Regions from separate parts of the Mus musculus genome. Here all the other regions are linked to region 1. A link is a contact called in ENCODE Hi-C or POLR2A ChIA-PET data. All regions are on one chromosome and are shown on one strand. The core of a region is the stretch at or near the end of the contact, and the rest is flanking DNA. Distances in the headings are between cores, read along the strand shown.

What was found. Hi-C counts contacts between places; a loop is a spot of excess contacts on that map. ChIA-PET counts read pairs that join two places held with the same protein, here RNA polymerase II (POLR2A).
Region 2: POLR2A ChIA-PET joins it to region 1 with 10 read pairs in embryonic stem cell. The contact joins the promoter of Clp1 here to the promoter of Serping1 in region 1. POLR2A ChIA-PET finds 5 or more read pairs at or near these places in 3 of 5 experiments (Patski and embryonic stem cell).
Region 3: POLR2A ChIA-PET joins it to region 1 with 10 read pairs in embryonic stem cell. The contact joins the enhancer-like site here to the promoter of Serping1 in region 1. A Hi-C loop is called at or near these places in 1 of 37 maps with a recorded cell type or tissue (heart). POLR2A ChIA-PET finds 5 or more read pairs at or near these places in 3 of 5 experiments (all embryonic stem cell).

The regions. Positions count from the first base shown.
Region 1 is chr2:84,773,344-84,778,101 of GRCm38, forward strand. It overlaps Serping1 (serine (or cysteine) peptidase inhibitor, clade G, member 1), which reads right to left and starts at 2,086. Exons shown (of 8, transcript NM_009776.3): 1 at 2,020-2,086; 2 at 1,397-1,471; 3 at 1-301. The coding sequence starts at 1,447.
Region 2 is chr2:84,725,129-84,729,886 of GRCm38, forward strand. Clp1 (CLP1, cleavage and polyadenylation factor I subunit) reads right to left here and starts at 2,159. Exons shown (of 3, transcript NM_133840.3): 1 at 2,035-2,159; 2 at 401-1,028. The coding sequence starts at 1,006.
Region 3 is chr2:84,808,573-84,813,330 of GRCm38, forward strand. Ube2l6 (ubiquitin-conjugating enzyme E2L 6) reads left to right here. Exons shown (of 4, transcript NM_019949.2): 4 at 433-1,431. The coding sequence ends at 584. Smtnl1 (smoothelin-like 1) reads right to left here. Exons shown (of 8, transcript NM_024230.2): 8 at 2,604-2,967. The coding sequence ends at 2,823. Among named protein-coding and RNA genes, the nearest start is that of Smtnl1, 12 kb to the right of the region's middle. Within about 2 kb of position 2,424, at least 1 of the 3 ENCODE cell types and tissues checked has a DNase peak (open chromatin) inside an H3K27ac peak, as active enhancers do; it is heart, where a contact is called at or near this core.

The DNA of each region.
Region 1 (4,758 bases), core at 836-3,335:
GATCTGAGGCAGTGGAGGGCTGGCTGGAAGAATTCAGAGGGGGCTGTCCTGGAGAATCTGTGGGTAGCTGAGCAGCTGGCTGGCTGTGCTGGCTGAAGGACTCGTTGGCTACTTTACCCATGGTGTCATTTGTTATTGTGATGGCTACACTGGTTGTTGGCCAGGTAGAGGGCAGTACTGTAGGCTCTGGGGGACTCCAGGAGTCATCTCTTTCAGGGAAGCTCTCTCTGCTTTTCGCTTGAGCCTCCAGTGGATCCTGGGTGCTGTGGCTGGTAGCTTCGGGATCTGAGAAGGCTCTATCCTGTGGTTCAAGAAGCAGTGTTTCATTTCCTGGTGAGCCACAGTTCCCTCAACCATTCCAAGCAAGAAGAGATGATTGGAACATATCATCCCAGTTGCTCCTGGTATAACCTGGCAGGTGAAACCTTGGACCAACCCCACAATTCCTTCAGAAATAGGCAATGCTGGGGGAATTCTCTGCAGGAGATACGAGGCAATTCTGATTTTGGTTATCAGTTATCTGTGTCCAGTGACCGCCGTGCAAGTAGCTGTTTTCTTGTAAATATCAATTTGTTTTGACTCACTTGCCAGACTAGTGCAATTGTGAGTCTTATTTTAGGACTGTGGATTTTCCAAGAGTGAATGCAGTGCACCAGTGGGAACTGAAAACAATTAGTATTCCAAAAGGAAAGGAAGAGACAGTGGGGGCTAGGTAACCCCTGTCTTCTGGGCCTTTGGGAAGTGGAGACAGGAGAATCTCCTTATGTGGCAGTATATTCAGAAGTGGGAAGGAAAGTGTGTAAAATCCAGATCCCTTGCTTAACTAGACGTTATGTGCTAACTAGCTCCTTACCCAGTGTCACCCAGGATGCCAGCTTCCAGCATAGTCCACTGCTCATCCACCGTAAGCAAGCGCTCACAGTTTTCATTAGTTGACTTGTTATCCCTGTCCTACTTGGCTACCGGGACCACAGTGTTCTTAACCGTGGTGCGGGTCCAGGTCTGTCTGCTAGCTTTCCTCCTTGCATCCCGCTTTCTACAGACCCTAGCTTAGAAGAGACCATCACAGCAGCACCAGGGGTGGAGGGTGTCTGTTTTTCACAACTTGGGCTTGTTCTTCATCTTCCCTTCTATGACCCATCTAAGCCTGGCTGATGGGTCTATGTATTCTCCTTTTTACATAGTGGATTAAGGAAGCCCAGAAAAGGGTCCTGCCCAAGGTCATTCAGCTAACGAACCTTCCAATAGACAACCCAGTCCCTCTAGACCCTGGTCTAACGCTAGTTCAAGACTCGAACTTAAGATTCCCTGGAGAGGCTTCCCTCCTTCACCAAGACCTGAAGAGTTAATTCTCACTCCTACCCCCACCCCACCCCCTCACAGGGGGACCACTTACCCCAGCCAGCAGCAGCAGCAGGAGGGTCAGTGGGGTCAGCCTGGAGGCCATCTGGGCAGCGATGTCAGCTGCGTCCTACGAAGCCAGTTAGCCTCAGAGCCAGCCTTGGAGCCTAGGAGCTCAGGGGTCCACCCCATTCCCGGGCCCGCCCCCATTCCATTCCAGGCCTCGACCCTTCCAGGGTGTGTTCTCTCCTCCTCCCTCTGGGGCAACCTTCTCTCTGTCTCCGCCCTCTGTTTTGTTTTCCCCAAACCGCTTCGCTTTCCCGGCACCGGCTGGCCCTTCTCTCCCTTCACGCCCAGGTCTCGGCCCATCTGTTCAATCTCCCTGCTCCGCTTAACAGAACAATAAGCCAGAGGCTGCAGGAGGAGGCCAGGGCGAGCTGGGCAGCACAGCTCACAGCTTTGAGGGAGGAGGAGGGGGAGGGGGGAGGAGGAGGAGGAGGAGGAGGAGGAGGAGGAGGAGGAGGAGGAGGAGGAGGAGGAGGAGGAGGAGGAGGAAAGCTCAAGTAGAATCAAGTGTATGGAAACTACAGAAATAACAAACGGGATAAGGAGGCTGGAGATCTCCCTGCCAAGCCCTCTTTAACTTTGTGTTCCTCCCAAAGCCCCCTATTACCAAACCTGGTCCAAGTTCTTGGTCACTAGGCAGCTTCAGGACAGACTGAGCAGACAGTCGCAGAGAATCAGTGTGTGGGGGGGGGGCACTCTCAGCTATTGGCTGGTTTAGGACACAGCCCAGTTAAAAATTAAGGATGATTGATTGCTAGTGTGAGTTCCTGTAAATCCGGATGGGACGGATGGGACGAGTCTCGAACTGTGGGCCAGTTAGCCCGGAGTTCCTCTTGGAATGGGGTAGGATGTGACCGGTTGGGATAAGGAAGCTTGAGTGACGCTCTTAGTGATCTTAGTGTTTTGTGGATCAAGATAAAGGCAGAAGAAGCACACAACGTGCCTAAGGTTTGACAATGGATGAGCTTTTTGAGATTAATGGGTAAAGCAAGCCTTTAGAAATAGGCCAAGCCTTAGAAGTAGTTAAATGGCCTTCCATTGCTCTCATTTGGAGATATGCCAGCCTTGGGCCCGAATCTCCTAAAAACCTAATGGCTGCTGGATCTTCCCCATTCCTACACGTAATCACCGGCTCCAGTTTCCAGCCGAGCCCTGGCTTCAACCCCTTAGTTGCACAACAAAGCAAAACAACCACAAAAACCAACAACCGAAACAGAACATTAACCCCAAACCAGCCCCCAAACCAAAAGACCAAATTCTGAGGTACATGTCTTTGTGGTTGAGTTGTCACCATAGGCCTATTGTGGGAGACCCTGGCAAGGAGGAGCCCAGTTAGACTTGAATTTTAAGTAAATTCCATGCAATCTTGTAATATGCTGGTGATAAAACTTTTTGCCATTTGTTTTGTATCTAAAATTCAAATTTGACTGAGCAGTCTGAATTTTTTTTTTGGATCAAACGTCTTCTGCAAAAGCAGGCTGTTCTCCCTGGAAACGCGCTGTAGCTTGTGAAGTTCTGCGACTGTCTAACTGTAGGCCTGACCCTTCCTGCCTTCGCCTCTTTCGGGAAAGTTTGTTTGTAGCTGGAGATCCGATACTCAAGGAGAGGAGAGCATTCATATCTTCCCTCGGACCTTAGAAAAGTCTTCTACCTCGCTCTGTGCTTTTTTTTTTTTTTTGGTTTTTCGAGACAGGGTTTCTCTGTATAGCCCTGGCTGTCCTGGAACTCACTCTGTAGACCAGGCTGGCCTTGAACTCAGAAATCTGCCTGCCTCTGCCTCCCGAGTGCTGGGATTAAAGTCGTGCGCCACCACGCCCGGCTGCTTCATTTTCTGTAACCACTCCAGGAGCTGCTAAACTGTAGGGAGTTTCCATAATCTCAGAGCTGCAGGCAAATTCTACTTTGTACCCCAGGCTCCAACTGATGGCCTTGAGGCATGAGGAGCTGAGGATTCTGGGAAGTGGGTGAGCTACACTAAAAGTCAATACATTCATTGAGTTATTACATCTTTGTGTTTGCCCTGCCATTAACTCTCATAACACCCAGGAAGTAAGTACTAACATTGATCACATCTTAAATGAGGTATTTATTATTTGTATTTTAATGAGGCACTGAATCCCTCTGATACTATGAAGCAGACTTGACATTTTAGCTCTGAAGTTGCCTATGTCAGGCATTTTGGTCACAGAGACTTGACATAACTAGTATAGAAAATTGGTTTCAGAGTAAGATAATTTCTTAACCAAATTTATTCTTGTGCTATGGAGGCCTTTGGAACTAGTTTGTGGAGAGGATAAGGAGGAATTAGGAAGTGAAGGTGAGGGAAATGTTACAATATTATAAATGCTACTTAATGGGCTATTTTGGTGAAGGTTTGGAAGACTAAACACCAACCAACATGTAGACAGATCATGAGGTTTCTGGTAGCAATAAGGATTCTATTGAGAAATGGACTACATCCAATCCAGCAAAGAATTTGGCCATGCTCTGTTCGAGTCCTGAAATTTGGGGTGCGATTGGATTGAAAAGTAATAGACTAGCATATTGGTAGGAGAACTTTAGAGACAGAATCAGGAGCATAAAGACTGGCAGAAAGATAGGAATCCAATATGGCTAGGAAAGGAGTGTGGATTGTTTAAAGTAGCAGGCAAATCGGCTGTACACAAAGAGATGATAATTGTTAAGGAGATCAGTGCCGCAGAAGAGAAACTGTACTCTTTGTGCAATGGAAACGGTGTCTTGAGGGTGAGACTCCATACATCAAAGGTAGTGCAGTGTTTTATAAAATGGCAGCAGTGATGCCACAGAAGGCAGCGCCTGGTCAGGCCCACGCTGGAGCTTTCCTTCTGACAAACCAGCTGAACAATAGGCTTAATATAAAAAGAGAGTTTATGTGGGACCTGGAGGAGAGGGTAGGGGCAGAGAAGGGAGGGGGACAGAGAAGGACAAAAGGAGAGAGAAAGAAGAGAAGAGGCTGGCCATGGAACGTGAGGAAGAGAGGGAGAGAGTAGATGGAGAGAGAGAGAGAGAGAGAGAGAGAGAGAGAGAGAGAGAGAGAGAGAGAGAGAGAGAGAGAGAGAATGGAAAGAGCAAAATATAGCAAGCTAGCCAGCGGCTCTTTTATGTGAGCCAGGCTCTTACCTGGCTGTTGCTAGGTAACCTCTTACCTGGCTGTTGCTAGGTAACGGGCAAAGCCTAAAGGAAATACTAACAGGTAGATACAGGGCATACAATGGAAAAAACATTAGAAAAACTTTCCTTTTCTTTGTAAAAAAAATTTCTTTTTCTTGTGTGTGTCACACTCAGAGGATAGAGAATAAAGGTAGACTTCCACCTAAGAAAGTTTCTTTC
Region 2 (4,758 bases), core at 909-3,408, 48 kb before region 1:
GCTGTCCTAGAACTCTCTCTATAGACCAGGCTGGCCTCGATCTCAGAAATCCACCTGCCTCTGCCTCCCAAGTGCTGGAATTAAAGGTGTGAGCCACCACTGCCCAGCATATGCCAGACTCTTAACTGCTGAGCCATGTCTCCAAGCCCCCTGCTTCCTGTTTTACCTCTTAATAATGAGTTACTACGAATAATGCCACAAGATGCTATGCAGTCTACAGCTGACTTATGTTAAAATGATCTTATGAAATCAGGTGGCAGTAATACCACACCAAAAAATAAAAATAAGAAAGGCAATTATATTCAAAAGGAAAATTTTGCAGTTCTAAGTAACAAAGTTCCCTACTTCCTACCCTGATTGTAACTTTTCCCTCCACCCCCTCTTAAATTCCAGTTCTGACCTTATTGTAAAGCTTGATGTTGGTGCCAGGCGTGGTGGAGCCAAAATGATACACAAGAGGGGCCTGGATGGAGAAACCTTCTTCCACATCTGCTGGACGCTCAATGTACAGGGCCCCCATGGTACCAGGGATGGACACAGAGCCCTGGCCTACATCTAACTCCACGTAAGTAGGACGGCGGCCCAAACGCACTGCGTAGTTGAGTAGCAGTCGACACACAGTGGACTTGCCCACATCAGTAGGACCTACTACCATCACTCGGGGACCTCTCTCTTCTTCCTTTTCTGCCTGCCTCCGCATCTGCTCCAAGGCTGTATGAGTGTTGAGGTAAAGCAACATAGGGGTGTCCTTAGAGACATAAGCCACCTCAGTCCGGCCACTCAACTGCAGAGAACAGCCATGCCAAGTGAAAACAGCCACCTTGGCACCAGCATCAAAAGTGAATTTCTTGTTTCTGGTCAGCTCTGTGCCAAAGATCTCCGCCATGCCAGCCAACAACTCCAACTGAACCGATTGAGAGGCCTCCACCTCAAATCGAAGCTCTGTTTCTCGCTCTAGTTCAAACTTAGTCGTTGGCTTCTTGTCATCATTGGATTCCTCGCTCATCTTTCCAGTAAAGCTGACGTGCCTAGGACCCAAATTAAACATTTGATTAAATCACCACATCAGGCCACTATTCAAAAAAATCTTCCACTGGTTTAGTCCCTTTATCTTTTTCTGCAGTTCTTATTGCTGCCAGACTCACTGTTTACAGCCAGTCTCTCCACAACCAGAAGCTAAAGGTGTTTTGTTTTGTTTTGTTTGTTTCTCTGTGTAGCCCTAGCTGTCCCGGAATGCTCTGTAGACCAGGCTGCCCTGGAACTCAGAAATCCACCTGCCTCTGCCTCCCAAGTGCTGGGATTAAACACGTGCGCCTCCACTATCCAGCAGTAAAGGTATTTTTGTTTGCTCCTGGGCCTCTGGTAGGTGGAATAGTAACACACCTCAACAAAAAGTAAGAGTGAATGACTAGGACATAAAAAGAAAACTACCTACCGATGTAACTAACAGGAGATTTGAATTGCATAGTCTTTCCTCCATCACTCTATTGGAAAACAAAGTAACACATGCCCATTGTCCAGCTCCCTTAGCCAACACGAAACAAGCTCTGAATCGTATGCAAAGAACAGGACACTGGGTGCAGACTCAGAAAACAGTTGCATGTCCAACTCTGGGACTACTAGTAGTTACTTACTATAATCCAACGACTTAATACCTGAACCAACTCCCCAGCTGCTATATGGTGGGCTTTTACACGTCCTCTTGTAACGGTGCTGGGCCGGGAATAACAAGGACCACAGTTGGAAAAACAAAACATTGTAAATTAGAAACTACTGCCGGGCAGTGGTGGCACACGCCTTTTAGTCCTTGCACTTGAAAGGCGGAGGCAGAGGCAGGTGGATTTCTGAGTTCCAGGACAGCCAGGGTTACACATAGAAACCCTGTCTCGAAATAACAACAACAAACAAACAACAAACTACCAAAGAAATTTAAATTACTATTTCTAATTCTGAACCACAATTCTGGGTCTAGTTAGCTCCGACACCAAAATCTGCCGGGGCTTCTCAAAGGTAATTGGGATCCTTAAGCCTTACCTATACGGGCACGGACTCAAAACCAGCTTCACAGAAACCTGGGACCTCTGGAAACCTCCGACCTCAGCAAACCTCGGACCTCAGCAAACCACGAATAACGTTCACCTAAATACTAGCCGGAAAGCAAAGGCGGTTCCGCAATTGCGCAGTAGTAGAAGACGCGATCGCGTGATGCATCTTGGGACCTGTAGTTTGGAGTGAGTGAGCGCGCGTCGCCGCTTGGCCCTCTGGGAAATATAGTTCAAGGATTGTTCGGTGACCCGCGGAGGTGGGCGGGGCAGCGCCGTCACTTTGTGTGGGAAGACGACCGGAGGCGGAGAGGAGAAGTTGCTGGTTCGCCCTCGGGAGGGAGGTGGTTATAGGGTCTCTCCCTATCTGCTGTCCAGGAAAGCTAAGGGCGACCAGAAAGGGAGAGGCATTGCATCACTGTCTAGATCAGAGCTCTGCTCGACTAGACCACAAGCCAAAAAGTGGGGAAGTTAGCCTAAGCCGGAGACCCAGGCAGCTGGAAAGTGGCAGAAACACGCGCACGCGCACGCGAACACACACACATCAGGTCAAGCAGTACCCATTTGAGTCTATGCGGAACTGGCACATAGAAGAAACAAAGTGTAATTCTCCCTCTCTCCCTGCCCCCACCCCCACCTCCTCTGTATGCTCAAGGTGCCAACCTGGCACTCCATGAGATTCTCCTGCCTCTGATCTGACTTCTGGGATTTACAGACTTAAGCCAATAACCAGGCTGATTTTTTTACTTTAGTAAATATAGAATAAAAGTCCTATGATTTCTTTCGTTTATCTTATGAATCAGTCATTATCCAACAACTTCTGCCAGATTCTAAACTGTTTCTCTATGCACATCTGACAGTTATTCAAAATCGTTGACACCACTGCTAACTGGTTCCACGCCTATAATCCACTTCATGAGTATGGCCTTTGGAAACTTATATTATTTTACTGCCTGACAGGCTCCCTTTCCCTGAGACATCTCTTGTCTATAAAATGGGAATAATAACAGTATTCAACCTCCTAAAGTTGTTTTGAAGATTAGATGAGACATATGTGCTAAGCACAATGCCTATAATATAGAAAGTATCTGATGTTAGCCTTAAGTTTTTATTATAGACTGGGGAGACTATAATATCTGTTTATACATTTTTCAAAGTAGTTCCAGGTGTCTGTGTCACTGTACCCAACAAGCCGGGCAGTGGTGGCGCACGCCTTTAATCCCAGCACTTGGAAGGCAGAGGCAGTCGGATTTCTGAGTTCAAGGCCAGCCTGGTCTACAAAGTGAGTTCTAGGACAACCAGGGCTATACAGAGAAACCCTGTCTCGAAAAAAAAACAAAAAAACAAAAAAAAAAAAATACCCAACAAACCCAGGTAGGTATAACATCTCCAATTTCATCTGAGGAGAAAACTAGGCTAATCAGTGACATTTGCTCAAGAACTCAGTTATTAGTAGAGGTAGACTTTTGTTGTTTTTGTTGCTACTACTGCTGCTGCTGTTTTAAGACAGTGTCTTCACTGTTCTGGCTGTCTTGGAACTCACTACATACACCAGACTGGCCTCAAACAGAGATCCACTTGCCTCTGCCCCCAGAGTACTGGATTTAAAAACATTAAAGGTGGATTTAAAGGCTTAAAGGTAGATCTTTTTTTTTTTCTTTTTTTTTTTCTTTTTTTTTTTTTTTTTGATGGTTCATTTCTTTTTTTTTTTTGGTTTTTCGAGACAGGGTTTCTGTGTAGCCCTGGCTGTCCTGGAACTCACTCTGTAGACCAGGCTGACCTTGAACTCAGAAATCCTCCTGTCTCTGCCTCCCAAGTGCTGGGATTAAAGGCGTATGCCACCACGCCTGGCAAGGGTTCATTTCTTTTGCCAACTTAATTGAATCAGTCCTTGGACACCAAGGGTGGTGCAACTTTGGGTGTATCTGTGAAAGGATTTCAGAAAAATGCAACTGAAGAGGAAGATTTGCCTTGAATGTGGACAGCTCCATTTCATGGCCTGAGGTCCTGGACTGAATCAGAAGAGGAAAAGGAAAGGCCACTTAAGGACCTACATTCCAGCCGGGTGGTGGTGGTGGTGCACGCCTTTAATCCCAGCACTTGGGAGGCAGAAGCAGGTGGATTTCTGAGTTCGAGGCCAGCTTAGTCTACAGAGTGAGTTCCAGGATAGCCAGGGCTACACAGAGAAACCCTGTCTCGAAAAACAAAACAAAACAAAACAAAACAAAAAAAGGACCCACATTCCTCTCTGTCTACTTCCTGATCTGGCCAGACGTAAGCAAGTTTTCACCACCATAGCTGCATGCCATTGCCACTGCCATGTCTTCCCCGTGTTGACTGACTCTGTCTCCCGAACCATTCATCAAGATAAAAACCTCCTTTCAGTTGCTTTTTGTCAAACATTTGATTATAGCAACGAGAGAATCATAACTAAAACATTTAAACCAAGAGCTTAGGGGGCCGGATCAGTTTCTAATAATGGGCAAACAATTACACAGTGTTAGCTGTTAGGTGTTGTTCCATGGCTGTATGGGTATATATTCATTTAATCCCAGGTAGAATCCTATGTTGTAGTTATAACTGTAACCTCCATTTTACAGGTTTTCTGGGTTTCTTTTTTAAGATGTATGTGTGTGAGTGTTTTGCCTGTGTGTATATATGTGGACCACGCTCATACTTGGCACCTGCAGAAGTCAGAAGATGATGGAGCACTGGA
Region 3 (4,758 bases), core at 1,174-3,673, 36 kb after region 1:
AGTCTGGATGTATTGTATGAGGGAAGAATAAGTAAAAAAGAAAGCGTAAAAATGAGGATCACGAATCCCGTTCATCTCACGGGGAGCTTCTTTGAAGCACGGCAAATAGTCGTTTGAACACCATGGGACAGGTATGGTGGCACGCGTTGGTAATCCTAGCACATGGGAGGCAGAGGAACTTGGCTTCAAGTGCAGCCTGGGTTTCATAGTAAGACCCTGTATAAAAGGAGAGGATGAGTCAGGGTTTCAACCTCACCCGTCAAGAATGAGAGGGACACCTGCTTTGGCTGTGGAGCCATCCTAAGTGATGGTATGCTCTTGTGGTACTCTGAGGATGATTGTGGGGCTTCAGGAGAATCTGGAGATGAGTAGACCTTACCTCCTCCCATGGTTCTCCTTGGTCCTGATGCCCTTCTCTGTCCTCTCCCCCAGTCTTGGAGGCCCTCAATGTGCTGGTGAGTAAACCGAATCTGGAAGAGCCTGTGCGTCTGGAACTTGCTGACCTCCTGACTCAGAACCCGGAGATGTTCAGGAAGAAGGCAGAAGAGTTCACCCTTAAATTCGGAGTGGACCGGCCCTCTTAATTCTGTTCTGAAGCCTGGATCGTCTGCTTAGCAGATGGATATCACCGACTGGTGCCCGAGGCCTTGGGAAGCTCACCCTGTGCCTAAGTTTTCCTTTGTAGTTGCTAATTATGAATCTTGTACCTGGTGTGTATGTATGTGATGGAGGTGGGGGGGCCTGTGTGATGTGTGCTCCTTCCCTGAGCTGTCTGGCTGTAGATGTACCATCCCCACATCCTCCTTGGCTTCAGAGCCAGTGGGAGTTAGGTACACACAGTTTCAGGCCTGCTTTCCAGCTCTCTCTGTCTTAGGCCACCTTTCAGGCCAATTGGCAGAAAATTGAATGCCCCAGGGCCCAGGCACCAAGGGGTGAGAAAGGCAGGACTCTGCTCAGAAGGCAGAGCCTACAGAAGGTACCAAATTTACTGTTGAGTGATTGAGATTGAAAGAGTAGTAAACTCAGTGCTCCAAGGTATGCTAATCATAAAACAGATAGTGACATTCCTCCACCCACCCACTTCCTGAGTTCAAGGAGTATTCATTCAAAGAAAGTCACCTTGACTTTCTTTGAATGAATACTGCAATGCAAATGTGCTATTGTTAGAGGCTCTTAGAAACTGTCTTGAGAGTTAACAATTACCAGGTATTCCTTGTGACACCTGTGACTTTGTACTTCCTTGTGACTCTTATCTGGTATTTTTGGTATTTTCCAACAACGCCCTTCCCACCTCCTTGAGTTGTGTTTTTTTTCCTTTAAATACCCCCTTACTCAGCTACTCGGGGCGCCACGGTCCTCTACCCCTGCGTGGTGTATGACCGTGGGCCCGAGAGCGCTCTTGAATAAAAATCCTCTTGCAATTTGCAGCAAGACCGTTTCTCGTGGGTGATTTTGGGGTGTCGCCCCTCCTGAGTCAGAACGTGGGGGAGTCCTCACGTTGTGGGTCTTTCAAGATCAACGGCGCTTGTCATAGGCATGTCCAGATTTAAGTGTTAAACATCTTATTTTCCACTGATGAATCTCAAGATAAAGAGTCTAACCTCCACCCAGAAGTCGGACTTCATGTTTCTGAATTGTTTGCTCCCTGACTGGCTACATTTCGGGGGGGGGGGGGCAGGCCTGAAGCTGGGATTTGTGTATCCCCAACCCCTGTCCAGGGGTGCTCCACAAAATGTGTCTGCTTGTCTGCCATTAACTTCACAGACAGATTCCAGAGTTCAGCTAAGTTTTCCATGAGAGGATGGGGTGGTTTGGGGGTTTGTTTTTAAAGTTTTTGTTACATTAAAAATAATTTTGTGTGTTTGTGTAGAAGTGTTCGAACATAGCATGGCTTGGGAGTAGAGGTAAAAGAACAGTTTTTTGGAGACATAAATTTCTCCTTCCACTAGGAAGGTTCTGAGGATTCGGCTAAGGTTGCCTGTGTGGCTTGGTGGCCTGCACCTTTTACCCTGTGAGCCCCATGAATGAAGTGTTTCATCAGAAAGCAGGCTGGCTAGGGACTAACAAAGAGTGTGACTCGGCATCTAGTGGCTATTCCCCCATACGGTATAAGAAATGCTGGCCCTGATTAGGCCATCCTTAGGTGGGCCTTCCAGAGGTCTACAGGGGGAACACCATTGTTTTGTGCAAGGCAACAGCTCATTAGTGGATTGTGTACGTCCTTCTGACAATCAGCAGAGACCGCATTTCTTTCTATATCCTTGGCAGCATGTCTGATTTCCCTTCCCCGGTGCTAGACAATGAGTCCACAGCTTCATATACGCCAGACGAGTCCACTATCACCGACTGAGCTTCCATACAGTGGAAACAAGTGGACACAAGGCAAAACTTCAGAGTAGGAGTGGTCAATTTTGTTGGAAACCAGTTACTTAGAATAGTGGCTGTCTCTCGAGCGCCACCCACCGACCGGCTCCAGAAGCACAGTTGTGTGAGATTTCGAGAGATTGTCTACTTCCTGTCTAGAAGTCGGCGTTCCTCAACTCCCCGCTCAGTGGGAGGAAGTGGAGAGAGCAAAAGAGACCTGGCAAACTGCCACACATGGCTCCAAATGCAGGTTTCTTTTTATTTTTGGCCCACCGCCTGTAACATACGTGTGGCTGGTTGGGGTGCGGGGAGCAGCAAGGAATGAGAGGAATTTTGAAAAAGCACTTTCGGTGCGGTTGATACTGGTGTCACCTGCTTTATGTCTGGTGGTGCGAAAGCACCCCGAGGCCACGGTTGGCAGCTGGGCTCCGCTTCCTCCTCCCGCATGGCTTTGCCATTCATTTCTTTTTCGTCTTCACCAGCCCTTTCTGCACAAGGCTACGGTATAGCTCCTGGATGTAGGTGTAGACACACTTGGAATCGGGCACTGCCAGCCGCACCATGTCATCCACCTCCAGCAGCTGGGCACAGTCGGCTAGTTTCCTGAGGGGAGGGTGGAATGAGGAGCATAGGGTCAAAGGTGAAGAGGAAGCCAAGGAGATGAATGGGTCCAGCAACCCTAACAGTTTCATTCAATTAGATCATCTATTTATTAAGCACCTACTATGTGTCAGGCACTCTTCTACTTGTTAGCAGTGAATAGCCAAAACCCTGTTTGATTACCAACAGTAATCAAATACATGAAGCAGAGGGTGTATCAGATTGGTGAGAGATCTTATGGAGAAAAGAATAGTGGAAAAGGGCCACTCAATGCTAGAGAGGGCTTCTGATAATTTTAATAGGGTCCTTGCGGAGGGTTTCAAGAGTAAATAAGGAAGCCGGGTGGAGAAACAGGATTTGCAAAGGCCCCAAAGCAGGACTGCTTGGTGTGTTTCTGGACTGCAGGGAACCCAGCAAGTCCTCATTTTCTAATCTATCAGCTGTACTTTGAGGCTACTTGATACCCCTGGGCTCTGCCGAGGCCGATAAGCTGGGCTAATCACTGCTCGGGCCTCCTGTCCCTGTGCCAGGTGTCTTATCAGCTAGTTCTGCATGACGGTCTCGGTTACTCCTCTTTATCACTAACAAGCAGAGGAGGAACTGAGCTGAGAGGGTTAGGTGCTTTGCCCAAGGTGAAAGAATGTAACAGTTGGGGCTCTGACCCAGGCCTGCCCAATGCCTTTGGCAGCTTGGCTCGGAGGATGCTAGGTCTCCACAGCCTGGGCTGCCGAGGCCAGTCAACCATGGGTGCTAGCAATGGGAGCAAGAAGGCCCCAGTGGAAATCTTCTCTTGGGGCTGCCACAGCTGGGCTGAAATCCAAGCCACTGGCATGGGAGCTGGGGGAGGGGCACAGATCGGAGAGTTTTGAAGAATGGGACAAACTCACCGCATCCACACCTCAGTCCATGGCTGTGGGCTAGTGCTGTCCCCCTAACACTGGGAAAGCAAACCTTTTATGTCTCTGGAGCCCGGAACAGAGCAGGGCTCCCTCAAGAGTAACTGATGAAGCCCGCTGGGGCTTTGGACTGGCTACTCTTTCCCTCCATGGAAGGATTTTTGAGAACTAGAGGAGAGTTCCAGATCAGGGGATCAGGGTGATAGCTGTGGCAGAGGCCACCTTTCAGATCCTGTGAGACACTTCCAGGGAGGCCATGGAGCTGAGAAAGAGGAGTGAGGATTCGAACCTTGGCACCTCAACTCTAATTCTCCACTCTCTGTTCCTATAACTCTTCGTAGCCTCAATCCCATTCCATGGCCTGGCGCCTCCCAAAGCCTGCGGCCATCCTCTGCTCTTCTGTGCCTCTGCCTCACTTGAAACCAGGTTTGTACTCTCTAGGTTAGGGATGTCCGTCAGGGGGCAGAGCTGCCTATTCTTTTGTTGCCTCTAAGCTTAGCTAGACCAGGAGTGTCACATAATACCTACCCTGTCACAGTCCTCCTGTAGGGACCTGGGAAGACCCTACCGATCTCCACCTATGAGGATTCATTGACTGGGTCTGGACAAACATTTTGCAGATGCTTACTTGGTTTAGAGAGCCTTCATTCAGCATTGGGGTATTGCTGGGCTGGAACTTCAAGGTATTTTACCTTCCATCCCATGGCAGAACAACATAAAACTGGAAGAGGACTTTAGGAATACAGAATCTGGCTGGCATTTTGTAGTTGTTGTTTGCCTCTGTTTCCAAATGTTGGGATTTAAAGGTACATTGCATCCCACCTGGCCATCTGGTGGCTTTTAAATATCATCCTTGTGTCTAAGGACCTGCCTCGGAGAACCTCTTAGGAAGAGAGGG